2 separate regions of the Mus musculus genome follow, and region 2 is linked to region 1. A link is a loop called in an ENCODE intact Hi-C map of the cell type or tissue named here. Cell type or tissue: left cerebral cortex. All regions are shown on one strand.

Evidence for each region. A loop is a pair of places that touch in the nucleus more often than their neighbours do. Peaks named below come from ENCODE experiments on the same cell type or tissue, not always from the same donor. Only the 100,000 strongest peaks of a DNase experiment are listed, where the experiment ranks them.
Region 2: it touches region 1 in a loop (1.8-fold over the local background); 2 of 42 quality-filtered maps call a loop at or near these places.

Annotation. Positions count from the first base shown.
Region 1 is chr6:134,561,236-134,569,235 of GRCm38, reverse strand. It overlaps Lrp6 (low density lipoprotein receptor-related protein 6), which reads left to right and starts at 2,323. Exons shown (of 23, transcript NM_008514.4): 1 at 2,323-2,593. The coding sequence starts at 2,539. In left cerebral cortex, no CTCF peak of the experiment used is centred here; DNase peaks (open chromatin) are centred at 1,979, 2,297 and 3,184; H3K4me3 peaks cover 2,481 bases; H3K27ac peaks cover 1,462 bases.
Region 2 is chr6:134,450,314-134,458,313 of GRCm38, reverse strand. It overlaps Lrp6 (low density lipoprotein receptor-related protein 6), which reads left to right. Exons shown (of 23, transcript NM_008514.4): 19 at 546-656; 20 at 2,029-2,259; 21 at 3,481-3,617; 22 at 4,667-4,764; 23 at 7,234-8,000. The coding sequence ends at 7,528. It overlaps Gm52921 (a long non-coding RNA gene), which reads right to left and starts at 7,237. Exons shown (of 2, transcript XR_003956530.1): 1 at 6,980-7,237; 2 at 4,621-5,608. In left cerebral cortex, a CTCF peak has its summit at 4,135 (motif pointing right); DNase peaks (open chromatin) are centred at 4,113 and 7,337; H3K27ac peaks cover 782 bases.

The DNA of each region.
Region 1 (8,000 bases):
ACCCATCCTTTTTCTGCCTGGGATGCTTCATTGGCCTGGTCAGCTAAGCAGACTCTCGAGGGACATTTCAAGCCAGGGTTCTCCAGGTATTTTCTCATTCTTTGAACTATCTAGGCAAACTCAAGAGTGTCTCCATCTAGCAAGTATAACATTTTTAACTCATGTGTGTTTCCAAATCAGGGTGTTAGCTTGAGTGTGAGGGCTATGGTTATTCTCATTGTTAAATCACCAACACTTAGCCCAGGGACCGTGTCTAATGTGCAATTAAATGGCTGAGTGACAAATCTGTTCTACAATGAGAATAGCATTGTTGCTAGGCTTCTATTACAGAGGTTCACTCCAGTATCTTTAGGAAATAAAAACACAGTCTATTAAAGGACAGGGAAGAAAAGTGCACCTCTATCCTGATACCTACTTTTGCATTATCAGTTCTGGTCTTTGCTCAAGTATACAATAGGTCTGTGCACACATATGCACACAAGTTACATCAGCAAAATTGAAATTTTCAGTTTCTTCCCACAGTACAAGAGCGATCTAGGGTCTTGCACATGAAAGCCTGCCACCATGCCAGATCCCCTTCTGTTCTCCATCTTCACTACTTTTAAGCATGCAAATTTTGTTGTTGTTTACAAAAAAGTGTGTGTGTCCTGGAGAGGGTGAGTCCCACGGCATATATCATATAAATGGAGGTCAGAGACAGCTGGAAGGAGTAAGGTCTCTCCTTCCACATTGTGGGCCCTAGGGATTGAACTTAGGCTGTCAGGCTTAGAGGTAAGTGCCTTTACCCACCGCGCTCCCTCACCAGCCTACCTGAAAACATTTCCTAACACTCCTGTACAATCCTCCAAGTTGGTTGCTTCAGGTTCTGTTACTCAGGACTTGAGTGGCCTTGGATAAGTCACCGAGTGTCTCAAATTCTTCATGTGTGCCAAGAGAATCACAGCAAAGCCAGTCTCATCTCAGGTTAGTTCTGAGTGGCCCATCTGATAAATTGCTTGCAAGCCCTAGGTGAGCCCTTTGCCCATTCGCCTGCAGAAAGGGTGTGTGATGGCTGGACAGGACACAGCTGATGGTTAACGTTTGGAGCTGGCTGGCCTAGGCTGAAGCTGGCCAGTTGACTGCAGAGGGCATTTGGGCTATTACTTGGAAATGCCCACTGCACATGTAGTGGTAGAGGTTGTTTTGGGGGCTCCTTTTTTTCTCTCAGACCTGTAACCCCTCCCCCTGAAAAGACATGTTTTATTTTCTCTTTGCTGTTAGCTACTAAGGATTTTCTCTCTCAGTTTAGAAAGCTTTAGTCCTTGTCAGCTTAGTTCACAAAAAAAGGTCTGTATTTCTTGGAAGGCAATAAACAAACAAACAAAAAACTATTGTTTTTTTTCTTTAATTTTTTTCTTAGTTTATATTTATTGTATGTAATGATGGATAAGATTCAAGCACATAATTTTCTTTTAACATGTGTGTGCCTCTTCCCCCAACATTAGCTTCACTCTTTTTCCCAGATAGTCATACTTTTATTTTCTTATCATCTATGTGTTAACTCATATATAAAGGCATTTCTACACACACACACACACACACACACACACACCCCTAGATCCACATATGAGGGAAACTTGTCTGAGTAAGGTTTACTTATGTGTATACAATCCCACAATCTTTGTCTTTTCCCCATGTGTGTGACTTTATGTGTATATGTAAAGCAGGCTCCACACTAGGAGAAAAACATACTTTTTTTTTTTTTTAAAGTCCGAGTCTGGTTTATTTTACTTCCTATGATGAGGATTCTCAACCCAGTCCACTAGCGATGTGCTCCGCGTTGGCTTCTGCACACCGTTCCCCTGGCCCGCCGCTTCGGGAAAGCGTAAGCCGCAATGGCACTTTGATTTTCCTACGTCCCGGGGCAGCCCCGGGGTCCGCAGCTCCACCTGGCTCGGCGGCCGGGCGCACAAAGAGCGGCGCGGGCGGCGACGGGCCGGGACGCAGAAAGTAGTCCCGACCACGCCGGCCCCAGTGTCGGCCGACGTCGCCTCACGCCCTCCGCCGCCCGGGGAAAGAATCCCATCGGAATGCGCCTCGGGAAGACCTTATCCCCGCAGCGTGCGGGGGCTCGCGAGGCTCAACCCGCGGGGGCTCTCCGGGGAGTCGGCGCGCGCGGCGGTCGCGGCTCCCGGGGTCCGGCCGCGGCGCGCTGAGGACGGGGGTGGGGGGAGTCGGGCGCGCAGGGAGACGGCGGCGGCCCCGCGGCGGATCCCTGCGCCGCTGCGAGAGGAAGAGGCTGAATGAGGCGCCGCGCGGGGGACGTGGGGCGCCGCGGGAGGAGGCGGCGGCATGGGGGCAGGCGCTGGCGTCGCGCGAGCCCGGGCCGGAGCGGCGCGCTAGAGCCCTGACGTGCGCCCTTTTCTTTCTTCTCGCGGCCGCGGAAAGCATGAGCGTGCAGACCCGCCGCTGCGGCGGCCGCCCCGGCTCCTCGCCCGCGCGTCCCCTGGCCGCCGGGCGCCGGTGAGGGCCGCGAGCGCGCGCGGTGGTGGGGGGAAGATGGGGGCCGTGCTGAGGAGCCTCCTGGCCTGCAGCTTCTGCGTGCTGCTGAGAGGTGAGGCGAAGCGAGGCGAGGCCGGGGGAAAAGTTGCCGGGGTCCCGGGAGGGGGAGGGGAGGTGGCGGGGACAGCGGCGGGGACAGAGGCCTGGCGCTGGGGAGCCGCGCGAGGAAGGGGCCCGCGGTCGGGGGCCGCGCCCGGCCGCCGCGCACACCCCTGGCCGGCCCCGCGGCGCCGCCGGACAAAGCTGCGGGCCTCGGGGGGACCCCTGGCCCCCCGCACTCCATCGGAATGACTGACGGTGCCCGGCTCGCCTGCACTCGGGGCAGAAAGGGGCTTTTGTAGTTGCGCTTTCAGCACCATTGGTGTTGACCTCCCTCTCCCTCGAAGCCTGAGCTCACCTTTCCCGTGTCTCTTAGGTGAACTTTTTTCTTCTTCTTTAAACCCCACTATTTTTTTTTTCCTTCTCCCCTCTCTAGGCCTTGTTACAACTAATAATTGTCTTCCGCGGGGATAGAATGGTCCTGGGTGAGAGCACAGTTGGAAATTGACTCTAGGGTGATAGGTCGCGCTTTTCAGCATTCGGGATCATCTGAGCCCATAATAAAAACACAAACGTTGCCCTCGTAACCCCTGGTATTCAGGACTCGCCCCCTGTTTGCGGAGTGTGCAAGTGTACAGTTGGCACCAAGTAGGGAAGTCATCCTTGTGTGGCGAGGAGCCTATCCTGGGAACTAAATTATCATTTGCTGGGCACCCCTGGGAACTGCTTGGCACTTTAGTAAATAACAGAGAATGCCCTGGGTAATTTGCTATGGGAATCGCTTAAACGTAGTGGCTCTGTGGTGTTTTGAATTTGGACTGTGAGGCTGAGACGTACGTCCTGACTTTTTGTTGTGTGACAGTTTGCAATGGAAACCTTGTCGACTGGTCTTCAGTTGATGAGCGATGGGGGCTGGTGCCATGGAGAGTGTTGCCTGTGCAAGAATTGAGGTGCTGTTTGACGCCGTATCTTGTTGTTCGCTTTTGTTAACTTACCTGTGCCAGTTAATGGGACCTCTCTGGGATTCTTAGTTATTAATTTAACAAGCTCAACGTTTAAGTCCGTCAGAAGTATGGAAGTTTGCAAAGTAGGATAGTAACTAACAATCTTATGATGTAAATGGGACAGCCTATCATCTATGCATGTGTGTATTTGAATAAGACTATTTGCCTTAAAACCCCCCCACCATTTTCTAAAAATAAGCGTATCCCGAATTGTCTAGTCCTTTTTGCAAATACCAGAAAGATAATTGCTGTTTTAATTTCCATGGCAGAGAACTCAATGTTATTACTCAAGAGATTTAATAATCAAGTGTTTATTTTGTTATAGTAAACTCTACATTGAAAGATTTTGCTGTAGCTGTGAGAAAGTTGTTATTAACATGTGAATATGATTGACAAGTTCATAAGAGTTAAAATGTAGAACTAGTGGATTGATTTAGAGTTGGGAAAGTCTAAATCTGTGACTTCTGATGGCTTTAGCGCCTGAAAGTCCAGCTGCCATTCTTAGAGGGGACATAGGACTGTTTGTTTATTTTGATAACAGGTTTGAGCCTAGAGTTGAGTAGATTCATGCATGAGTTTGGTTTAGAGATGGTGAAGCATGATATTGTGTGTAACAAGATCAAGAAGAGGTAACTGTCCGAAGTGGAGCTTATTTAAATGTAATACAATAATGCTAAGGAGGTCTTTGTTTTTCTGTTTAGCATTATTTAATTGTGAGCATATATCATTCCAACTGAAACTGTCTTTTTGGTGTAAACGATTCCTAATTTAAAGTTTCTTCACTTCTTGGCACTGTTAGCCTCTGTTATAAGTGACAGTCACCCTTGGTTTCCCAGGAGCAAAGTGTGATTTAATTACTTGTAGTTCCCAGAAGAGGTGGTACTTTTACTTTGGGTTTGTGATGATGTGTGACTTTGGGACTTTGTACCTTATAGCCTTGTTTACTCACCAGCAGTTGAAGGTCATTTAATACTGCCATCGCTAGGCTGCACCCTGTCCTAGTTACCAAGTGACAAAGAATATTGGGAAAAACTTGAAAGTTGAGGATTTTAGCACCATAGACTTGAGTTTAAAGCTAGATCTTCATTATTTCTGCTTCTGGTTCTCTCTGTCTCAGCTTATCTATAAAACATGGGTAATAATACCTGTCTGGCTGATTTGCAAGGGTTATTAGGTGTGTTTAATGAAGTAACATAGGAGTGCTTTCCAAATATTAATTAAAAAGTTTTAAAGACAGGATCTTTCTATGCTGCCCAGGCTGACCTCCAAGTGCAACTCAACTCTTCTCCTTTCCCAACCTCCTGAGTGTGGGGGTCACAGGCATGCCTCCCCATATATGGCTATAAATAGTGTTATTTTTATATGTGAAAATTTTTTTTTATTATTTATGGATGTGTCCTCAATTGTTGGTGATTAGAGATTTAATTTGTTTAAGATTCAAGAGTGCTTAAAGTAGATGATATTGTTGTCATTTGTAAGAAGTTGGGGCACAAAAAAAAAGTTGGGGCACTCTCTGTCAGCTAGTTCATTGTAGAGCAGGGCTTTTCTCCGTTCTCTGGCCAGTGTGCCTGGAGTAGCTCCTGTGTGAATCTCAGTTCCTCAGGGCGGCTGGAGTAAGGCAGACAGGGCTTTGCTCTTTCAGACCCCACAGCTTAGGTTAGGTCTAGTCAGGTACCAATAGGAAAAACATTATCTCTGATTTTCTAGATGAAATATTTTTGGAAAGAGCCACACACAGTTTTATAAAAAATTAATTTTTTAATTTTTAAAAACTATGTGTGTCTGTATATAATGAATGAAGCATGGGTTCTCTGGCGCTGGAGTTACAGGTGGTGTGAGCCACTTAATGTGGATGCTGGGAACTGAACTCAGGCTCTCCAGAAGACAGTGTGCACTCTTAAATCCAGCTGCAAGAATTACAGTATTTGAAGGCAAGCATGGAAGCATATGCCTGTAGTACCAGCATTTGATAGGAGGCAAGGCTAGCCCAGACAACATAGTAAGTTTGAGGCCAGCATGGGAAAAAAAAAGAAATCTTTATCAATAACAACCATTATCACCCCCAAAACAAAAAACAAGTTTTCAAATGACATCGAAATAGGTACTTGGTAAGTACTGTATCTTGGTTTTCTTTGAGGAGACTTCTTTTTTGGTTTTTCAAGACAGGGTTTCTCTGTGTAGCCCTGGCTGTCCTGGAACTCACTCTGTAAACCAGGCTGGCCTCGAACTCAGAAATCCTCCTGCCTCTGCCTCCCGAGTGCTGTGATTAAAGGCGTGCGCCACCACTGCCCAGCTTGAGGAGACTTCTTAAAATTCTTATTATTTCCTGTAAAAAATATTTTTATTTTTGAGACTCATACATGCATATAATATATTTTGATCATATTTATTCTCCTATCCCTTCTCCTATCTTCTTACTCCTGACCTCTCCCAGGTCTGTTTTCATCCGCTCTGAACTTTGAGTTCTTTGTCTTTAAAATAGTCTACCAAGTCCAGGTTGTGTTGCCTATCTACTGGTGGGTTTGGTACCATTTACTGGAGCATAGTAAATCTGTCAGGGGCCACACAGGTAGAGAAAAGGACTCTTCCTCCCCCAGAAGCCATCTGTCTGTAGCTCCTCTGTAGCAGTAGGGAGGGGAGCGCATGAGCCTCTCTCCCCACCTCCATGCTGGAATGCTGACATACTTGATCTTGTGTGGGTCTTATGCAGCCCACCACAGCTGCTGTGAGTTCATGTGTGCAGCACTCCTGTCATGGCCAGAAGACATTATTTTGCTCTGCTCCTGCATGACTTTTGGCTCTTAAAATCTTTTAAGATGGTCCCTGAGCCTTGTGGGGAAGGGAGTATAACATAGATGTTCTCTTGTGGCCGGGCTTGTTAATATGACAATTCTCTGCTGCCTGTCTTCCTTCCCCCAGCCCACTTTTTGTAGAGATGTGAATGGTATCTGAACAAACTGAAGTGTTTACAACTAATATTTCTAGAAAAGTGAGTCTTTCAGAATTGATTTCTCCTTTAAATCAGGTATTACAACGTTTTGAGGCAGTCAAATGAATTTTGGCATGGGAGTCGGGATAGCATATTTTTCTAAGTTTGGTGTTTTGTGCTTTGGTTGGTCACTTAGTCTCCTTGTACCTTATTGTCTTTATCAAGCCAAGGGTCAATTTTGGAGATTTCTGCTCTATTTATGGGCTTTGCGAAGTCTGGAAGGTGAAAGGGTCAGTTGTAACTTTCTTTGCACAGTAGCCATCAAACTTGACAGTGATATAGTTTTTGTTACTTTGTTTTTCCTTTTTGAGACAGGTCTGCTTACAGAGTGGAGGTTGGCTTCAGGCTCCTCCTGCCTCTGCCTCCCAGGTGCTGGAATTACAGGCATGTATCACCATGCCTGGCTCTCCCAGCAGCTTTATGTGTGTGTTTGCGTGCTTGTGCACCTGTGTGTGGGTACATTCATCCATGGTTGTAGGCACTAGTCATCTTCCTCAGTTGCTCTCCTCCTTGGTTTTTGAACACTGAGTCTGGGGCTTACTGATTGGCTGGTTTGGCTACGGCTCCCTTGGTCTTTACCTCCCAATCCTGAGACTATAGATGTTTCTGGGTGGTTTTTTACATGGCTTCTGGAGATATGAATTCAGAACCTCATGTTTGCAAGCACTTTACCCATTAAGCCATCTTTTTAAAAAAAATTATTATTGTATCTAAGTACACTGTAGCTGTCCCAGACACACCATAAGAGGGTGTCAGATCTCATTAAGGATGGTTGTGAGCCACCATGTGGTTGCTAGGATTTGAACTCAGGACCTGCAGAAGGCTGAGCAATCTCTCCAGCCCCCAAGCCATCTTTTTAAAACGGACTTTTTAGGGAACGTGTGCTGTGAGAAGCACTGGAGCGCTTGGGTGATCCTCTGAGGGTTCGGCTCACTCTGAGTTGGTAATGGTGATGAGGACTCGGTTTGGGTTGGTCTGAAGCTCTCACCCCAGCTTCCTTGTCCTAGATTTGCTTACCTGGCTAGAAAATAATTTGCAAAACTTGAAAGTTTCAGTTCACTGTTACCAGAAGTGCTAACAGTGTTTACCCATTGATCAGTTTTTTAGAGAACTTTTTCCTTAGCTTTAATTAGAGGTGTTGCTATTTGTTAAACTGACCTGTGTCCTTATCCATGCTTTGACCATCAAAGAGGACTTTTCTCTCTTTTAGTATAGAGGTGGTTCTATAAAGAGATACACATTGATGGAAATTATTTTGTGAGAACAAAATTTGTCTGAATAATTTAGATGTATTGGAAAAACAAGTAACAAAACTGTAGTATAACTAGTGCGGGAACTTTGGTTTTCACTGTGGAAATTTTAGTGAAAGTTTATGTTTGAGATGATTATAGAGGGACCACTGTATTAGAAAGGAGTGGGGGTCTTAT
Region 2 (8,000 bases), 110 kb after region 1:
GCGCCTAAGGAAGCCTTAAGAAGCTGTCAGACCTCTCAGTATTGGAGTTAGATGGTTGTGAGCATCTGTGTAGGTGCTGAGGAGGGACCTCTGGAAGAGCAGCCAGGGCTCCTTAACCATGGAGCCTGCTCTCCAACCACAGGCGTGTTTTTGTATGACTAGTTTTTCTCAAGAGCTAACACAGGGTACATTGAGCATTCCCTAACATATTCTGAGAATGAGGTCCAGTTACCTGCCACTATGCTCCCTCTACCTCCAAACTACACGAAGGACCAGGGCTCCAACGTATGAACCTTAGGAGGAAGGAATACATTTAGACCATCCAAACCACACCAGTAAGTTCTGAAAATTGAGAAATAGCACCAAAAGTTAAGTGAAATAAAAAATTTGATAACAAAGCAGAGAATATCATTTTTACCAGTGGGAATCCTTAGAGGTAGCACTCACCTGTGTCTGAGCCTGATGTGTTTTTAGATTATACTTAGAAAGCATTTGATAGAATTTGTCTTTTCATGGTGATAAAAATAAAACTGCCTTTTTTCTAGTGCTTTGTTTAATTGATCAGTTCCGCTGTGCCAATGGTCAGTGCGTTGGAAAGCACAAGAAATGTGACCACAGTGTGGACTGCAGTGACAGATCTGACGAGCTGGACTGTTGTAAGTAGGAACAAAGCCTTGTAAATCCCTCACAACGGAGAATTTGAAAAATACCTATTCCTTTGCTTTTTGTATTTCACTTACAATCCCGATTTCCTTATGTAAAACACATATACTAGTTACTTGTGCCTAAGATATTTTGTTTTGCCTTTAATAATTGTTTAAGGACAGTAGTTGCGATATATTTAGTAAAACACCAGAAAAGAGCAAGCATTGCCTTGCCACAACTAAAGACGCAAAATCCTCAGATCATTTAGATGCATGGAAGCTAACTGGTGATCGACCTTCATTCTGAATATTAGGTTATGTTTAACCATTCTTGACATGTTTCTACCAGTTTCTCGGGATCTAGAACCTAAATGCTTTCTTCCTCCTTTCCTGCCATCCTGTCTCCCTCATCCCTCCTGTGCTTGCTTGTCTGTCTCTCTTCTTCCTTGCTTCCCTCCGAGGTAGCCTGCAGTGGTGAGGAGGAAGCCTGCCATCAGTGTGGAGCAGAGCATCAAGAGAGGGTTATTCGTCCTCGCGTCTTGGCACTGGGAAGGCACCAGGAGAGAGTACAAGCGTGGCAGCGGGCAGGGTAGGGTAGAGAGGGCGCCACAGAGGACACACACTGAGCTGAAGCTGATGGCCACAGCCAGGAGGCTGCTGCCGCTGTCACTGTGTTTCTGTTAGAGATGAGCTTAGCTACATTGACAGGAGCTTGGCATATCAGCAGGCAGGACGTGCTCTAACGGCTCTTCAGTTACGAGATTATCCATGGGTTAACTAGTCAGAGTGGAAGAATTTTTCTTTTGAGTAACTGGGTGCTAAGTCTGATAACTCACTTCTTCCTGTTTTCCCAAATTCTGCTTCTTAAACACTCACGTAGTCAGAAGCCCAGGAAGGCGAGTGTGCTGGGAGTCTCCTGCAGTGCTCTGGCCTTCCTCCCTGTGTCCTCTAGTAATCAGGGACCTGGGTTTATCTTACTCTCAGGCGGCCGGGGAGCCCGAGAACAGTAGTGGTTGGATCCAGGTGCCTTCACTCACCTGCAGCTTTCTGGTTCCGAGCTGCTCTGGCCTTTTTCACCATTCCACTGAAAGCATTTGGTGACATCTTTGGGTCTGTCCCTTCTAGCCAAAAGTTTACAATGATACTTCCTGGTCTGTTGTCTTATTTTCATTTAACAGAGCTTCTTTAAGTTTATTTAAATTAAATAATGCCATTTAATTCATATTTTTATGTTGTATGATATATATGTATATATGTATGTGTTCATATATAAATTTTATGTTGTTTGATTTATCAACATTGTTTTTATTTTTGTATTCTTGTATTGCTATTTTGAATATGCAGTTGCTTTCCTATTAGCTAACTACAGTAATCTCTATTTTAGATCCAACTGAGGAGCCAGCACCACAAGCCACCAACACAGTTGGTTCTGTTATTGGAGTAATTGTCACCATTTTTGTGTCTGGAACCATATACTTTATCTGCCAGAGGATGCTGTGTCCTCGTATGAAGGGAGACGGGGAGACCATGACTAACGACTATGTGGTTCACAGCCCGGCGTCTGTGCCCCTTGGTTATGTTCCTCACCCAAGCTCTCTCTCTGGATCTCTTCCAGGTAAGTGGCAAGCGATTTATGAGAATCTGCTCTTGTCCAGTTTTAAGTTCTAGGATTACAAACTACTCTGGGTTTAAGGAATTGTGAGAACTTTTTTTTTTTTACAGTTTTATACTGCCTTTCTATGCAAAAGGACTTAAGTATGACTTTGTCAGCCAGCTCCATGCCTCTGACTGCACCAATGAAATTCAGTGCTTGGTGAATACCTACTCTGTATAATTTCATCGAAGGGGGACCCTGAGGCTATGAGTGTAGGAATAAAGGAGTGGGAAGACAGCTCAGTTTGCTGTCCACAAACAAGGATTTGGAAATAGCTGGTTGGCAAGGAGAGAATATAGTCCCCTGTGCCCTCTCCTGATCTAACATGCTGACAGTGGTGTGAGGTGTGAGGTGGGTTAGCCAGATGTTCCCGCCTGGCTATAATATTCTTGGGGAGTAAAGCTTTCCCTAGTGCTTAGTGCCTTTAGTGAAAAGAATCCTGGGTTTTTATGCATCTGGAGGAGATGCCTGGTCAGAGCTCTCTGAAAATAGGAATTTACTATGGTTGTGACTCTCAGAAGAGCCACACTATTTAAGCTGGTGAGTAATGATGCGTCTTTGTTGCCGTACCTACTTGCAGTGGGAATGGGACCCTACTTGGAACAAACAGAACTTGTATATTAGCATTAGGAGCTTTGAGTTCAGAGGTGTCTGAGTTCTGTAGGTAAAGTGGTGTTTTCTTTCCCAGCACTCGGGAGGCAGAGGCAGGTGGATTTCTGAGTTTGAGGCCAGCCTGGTCTACAGAGTGAGTTCCAGGACAGCCAGGGCTACACAGAGAAACCCTGTCTCGAAAAACCAAAAAAGAAGTGTCTTCTATGCATTGTGTCTGTCTTATAAAAACACTTGGCATTCTTTGGCGCTTATCTGCTGGCTTGACCTACTCTGGTTTACAGTCTTCACCCCCACAGTTCTTTCCTTAAGTCTTCCATGAGAGGTGCTTACTTTGAAGGGCTGTTTCCACGGACAGAGTCAGGTGGGAGCTGCTTGGCCTTACTTGAGGCCAGTTCTCAGTGAAGCCCATGGTTTGGACGTTCATTTCCCTTTTCCATGAACTCTTTACAGCTGTTAGGAGGAAAAGAGGGTGGATGTTGCTTTAGTTGATGTTCTTCTAACTAGAGTGTTGATTAGCTGTTTCGTGTATTTTTATAAATGTTACTCACCCTTCATTTTTCTTTCCTTCAGGAATGTCTCGAGGCAAATCAATGATCAGTTCCCTCAGTATCATGGGGGGAAGCAGTGGGCCCCCCTATGATCGAGCGCACGTCACGGGAGCCTCCTCAAGCAGTTCTTCCAGTACCAAAGGCACTTACTTCCCTGCAGTAAGCACGCTCTTGCTTTCTTTACACTGTTAAAGTGCATATCGTGTTAGATGAATTCATTTCAATGTGGGGCTTAAGCACATAGGAGTCAGTGGAGAGTTTACCACCACTGCCCTGTGCTTGCAAATCTTTTAAATTTACTGTTGAAACATAATTTCAACATAGTTGAAAGCATTAGATAGTAATTTCATAATTCAGATAAAGTTAAACTAGTAAGGAGCCAGACAGACTTACTAAAGGCAGCAGCTGTGGCTGGGGAGATAGTTTAGTCATTAGAGTGCTTGTCTCACAAGCAAGAGGACCTGGGAGCACAAGATAAAAACTGAGCCTCACTCATAATCCCAGGGCTGCAGAACTGGGAACAGGAGGCCCCCTGGAGTTCACTGGTCAGCCAGTCTAGACTAGTTAGAGAAATCCAGGCTAATGAGCAAGCCTGCCTCCCCCCACCGCCACCCCTTCTAAGTAAGTAAGTAAGTTAGTAAGTATAGTGTTCTGCCTGCACTATGCCTGCAAGCCAGAAGAGGGCACCAGATCTCATTATAGATGGCTGTGAGCCACCATGTCCTTGCTGGGATTTGAACTCAGGACCTCTGAAAGAGTAGGCAGTGCTCTTAACTGCTAAGCCATCTCTCCAGCCTGAGCAAGCCTGACCTAAAGGAGGTGGACAGTGTCCCTGAAGATGACAACTAGGGTTGTCCTCTGGCCTGCAGACACGCATGCACACGTGCTCTTGTACATACACGCATAAAAATAAAATTTAAGAGAAAGGACACTTAGAATTCCTCTTAAACTAATAAAAATTCTGTTTAAAAAGTAGAATCTGCCTGTGCCAAACACACCAGTGACGTAGGTGACCTGTTTTCTCCTCTCTGCTTGGCCCTGTTCAGGATGGAGAACTGGTCTAGGAAGGGAGCCACAGTCATGAAGGCAGTTGTTTTGGGAAGGAGAGTATGGTAATACTGCAATGGGAAAGAACGGACACAAAGATGAGGAGACAGAGATCTGTGGGGATTGTCCTTAGCTTAATATTTTAATTGTTTTCCTTTTAGATTTTGAACCCACCACCATCGCCTGCCACAGAAAGATCCCATTATACCATGGAATTTGGTTATTCTTCCAACAGTCCTTCCACACATAGGTCCTACAGGTAAGACACACCCTTTCCATATTCTGTTTGTGAACATACAGACCATGATCACCAAAGAACAGGATTTTTGTTCACCTGTAAATCCTTTCTTTCTCTGGGCATTTTTTAAAAAAAAAGATCTATTTATCTATTTTATGTATATGAGTACACTGTAGCTGTCTTCAGATACACACTAGAAGAGGGAATCAGATCACATCAGAGATGGTTGTGAGCCACCATGTGGTTGCAGGGAATTGAACTCAGGACCTCTGGAAGAGCAGTCACTGCTTTTAACTGTTGAGCCTTCTTTTCCAGACCCATTCTGTATTTTAATAGGCAGTTACACAAGCTGAGTAATGCAGTTGAGAACTAGGCAAGACAGTTCAGAGCGTCGTGAGAACTTGCATACAGCAGGAGCATCACATTGAAAGAGAAATGAGAAGAAGCTTGGTCCATGTTTACATACGTCACTGTGACCTGGAATGAAAGTTTTATGTAGTTAGTTGCCTGTTATAAACAAGTTTCCTTAAAATGAACAGAGCATATTTGTAAGTGGCAACAGGAAATGGTGGCCTGTCTTCATGTGAGTGTGCTGAGCAGGTCACTCTTCCAAGCTCTTCAAACATCAGCAGAAGGTCGGGAGTGCTACATTCTGTGTCTGCAGGCCTCAGTGCCGATGCCATTAGAATAATGTTTGCTTTCAGTCACGTGGATCAGGGTGACTGCAGAGACGGAGGTACAGTGGAAACTGCCTGCCAGCGTCAGCTAGGACCAATAGGGCTGGCTCCATCCAATAGGTCTGTCCATGAGTTACTGTAAGGTCGTGAATGCCCCAGGCATGTTCTAATCAAAAGCAGAGAAAGGCCTGAAAATTGAAAAGGAGAACCAGAACCTAAAATTATTTATTTACAACTTATTTAATTCTGCTAGAATAAAACATAGATCAAAGTATGAAACAGTTTTTAAATCATTTCCTGTATTAGGTCTAAAATCTGTCTTAACCTTTTTGTCATTTGCCATGATTTTTAGATTTACAGAATTTTGTTGACCAATTTTCTTTTTTTCCTTTTCTTATAAGACTGGAAGTATTTAGCTTTTAAAATTCTGATTCCAAAAATCTTGCTAGCCTTTGACACCTGCTTGGACAGAAAGGTGAAACAGAACAGGAAAAGCGCTCTGACAGTGTCCTGGCTGGACTGAAGCTGCAAGCCCCAATCCTGCTCAGGGCGGCTGCGGGGCCAGGCTGCGGGCAGCAAATTCTGGGTGCTGTGCCCCCAGGAAGCTTATGAGCTCCCTGTCAGTTATTCTGGCCCTTGCCCCTGGTCTTGCAGTCAGTGTATTTTAGAGACAGTAAATGCATGAATCTTTAGGATAAGTATAAGATAAGCTTAACCATATTTACAATTAGAGTCCTAAGAGGTCATCCGGGGATAAGTCAGTGTTGTAGTCGGCTCTGCCTTCATGGAGTGTTCCTCACCACGGCACTTTTTTTTAGATAATTACATTTCAAATTTATGAACTGTAGGTTACTTAAGAAGGTAGGTAAACAAGTGTAAGCATGTTAGACTCTTGTTCTGTTATAAAGTTCACGCACTGTCTGAGTATTTAAATTGATCGTTTTGATAATTGAAACCATACTTAGGACTGTATACCCGGGTACCCACAGAAATCAAAACGACTACTTGCAAGTTAGAAGGGTTTCCCTTTGCACATGATAGTGATGGGATAGATCTGCCCTCACTGGGAGTTTAGCCTGAATCGTGTAATATTTTACTTTGAAAAGAAATGAAGTCTTCAGACATCATAACTTACCTATCAGGCAAATTATGAATGACTGAAGAATGTGAGAGCGTAGACTGTGAAGACCCATTCTACACACTGCTGCTCCAGGAGCTGCTGAGATCATGAGTGCGAGGTGTGTGGCAGAGGTTAGACCACCAAGGCTGGAGCTGAGAGTAGACCACTTGCTCTGGGGGAAAGGCCCTGGCTCAGTTCCCGGCACCAGTGAAAACCAGAGTGCTTTTCTAAAGTGCATCGATAGGTACAGCTCTTGAGTTGGTTTGCTTTTATTCTTTTTTTATTTTTATTTTTCAATATGTCTGGGGGTCAAACCCAGGGCCTCGTGCACAGCAAGCACACGCATCTAGATTTACCTCAAGATAGAAGAGCTATTTGGGGCCCAATTGAGTTCCTCTCTGCTCTCCAACTCCATCCCTTTTTACTTGCCTCTACTTACATTTTACTTGCGTAGGTCTTCCTTTGTTGATGTGCTATTCGTTGCCTCTCCATCCATGTCTGTGAAGAGCAGTGGCTCTTTGGTTGTGATGGTTTTGGGGATTGAACCCATGGGCTCACTGCACACAGCAGTCACGCGAACTACCCATCCCCTACACAGATTTCGACTGCACCAGCTCCCAGCCTTCAGACTGATTTCTGATGCAGTCTGCTTCTATAAAACTAACGCAGTGCTCTATTGCTTTCCTGCTCTAGCTATAGGCCGTACAGCTACCGGCACTTTGCACCGCCCACCACACCCTGCAGCACTGATGTCTGTGACAGTGACTATGCTCCTAGCCGGAGGATGACCTCGGTGGCAACAGCCAAGGGCTACACCAGTGACGTGAACTATGACTCAGAACCTGTGCCCCCACCGCCCACACCCCGAAGCCAGTACTTGTCAGCGGAGGAGAACTATGAAAGCTGCCCCCCTTCCCCATACACGGAGAGGAGTTACTCCCACCACCTCTACCCGCCACCACCCTCCCCCTGCACGGACTCCTCCTGAGGAGGGCCCCTCCTCCTCTGACTGCCTCCACCGGGACATGTAAATACACATCTGGTTGAGATCTGGAGGGGGGGAGGGAGCTATAGAGAAGAGTGAGGCAGACTCTGTACAGTTAACATTATAAAGTGGGTGGGTGCTGGAGATATTTGTACAGAAGAAAAGAATATTTATATATTTTCTTAAAACAGCAGTTTTGCTGCTTGTGCCATAAAAGTTTGTATAAAAAATAAATTTGTACTAAAAGTTTTATTTTTGCAAACTAAATACACAGAGCATGCCTTAAGCCCAGTGAAGAGACTGAGTACAAAGGAAACAGGAAAAGAAAGGCATCACTGACCAGGAGTGTCTGGGTTTTAACGATACCAAAAAATAAAAAGGAGAAAGTAATTCCATCTTAGAGTAGCAAACTTGGAAGTAGCCAAATTGCCTTTGGGTTAACTAACATTTGAGGGCCGACAAGTCGAGAACCCAT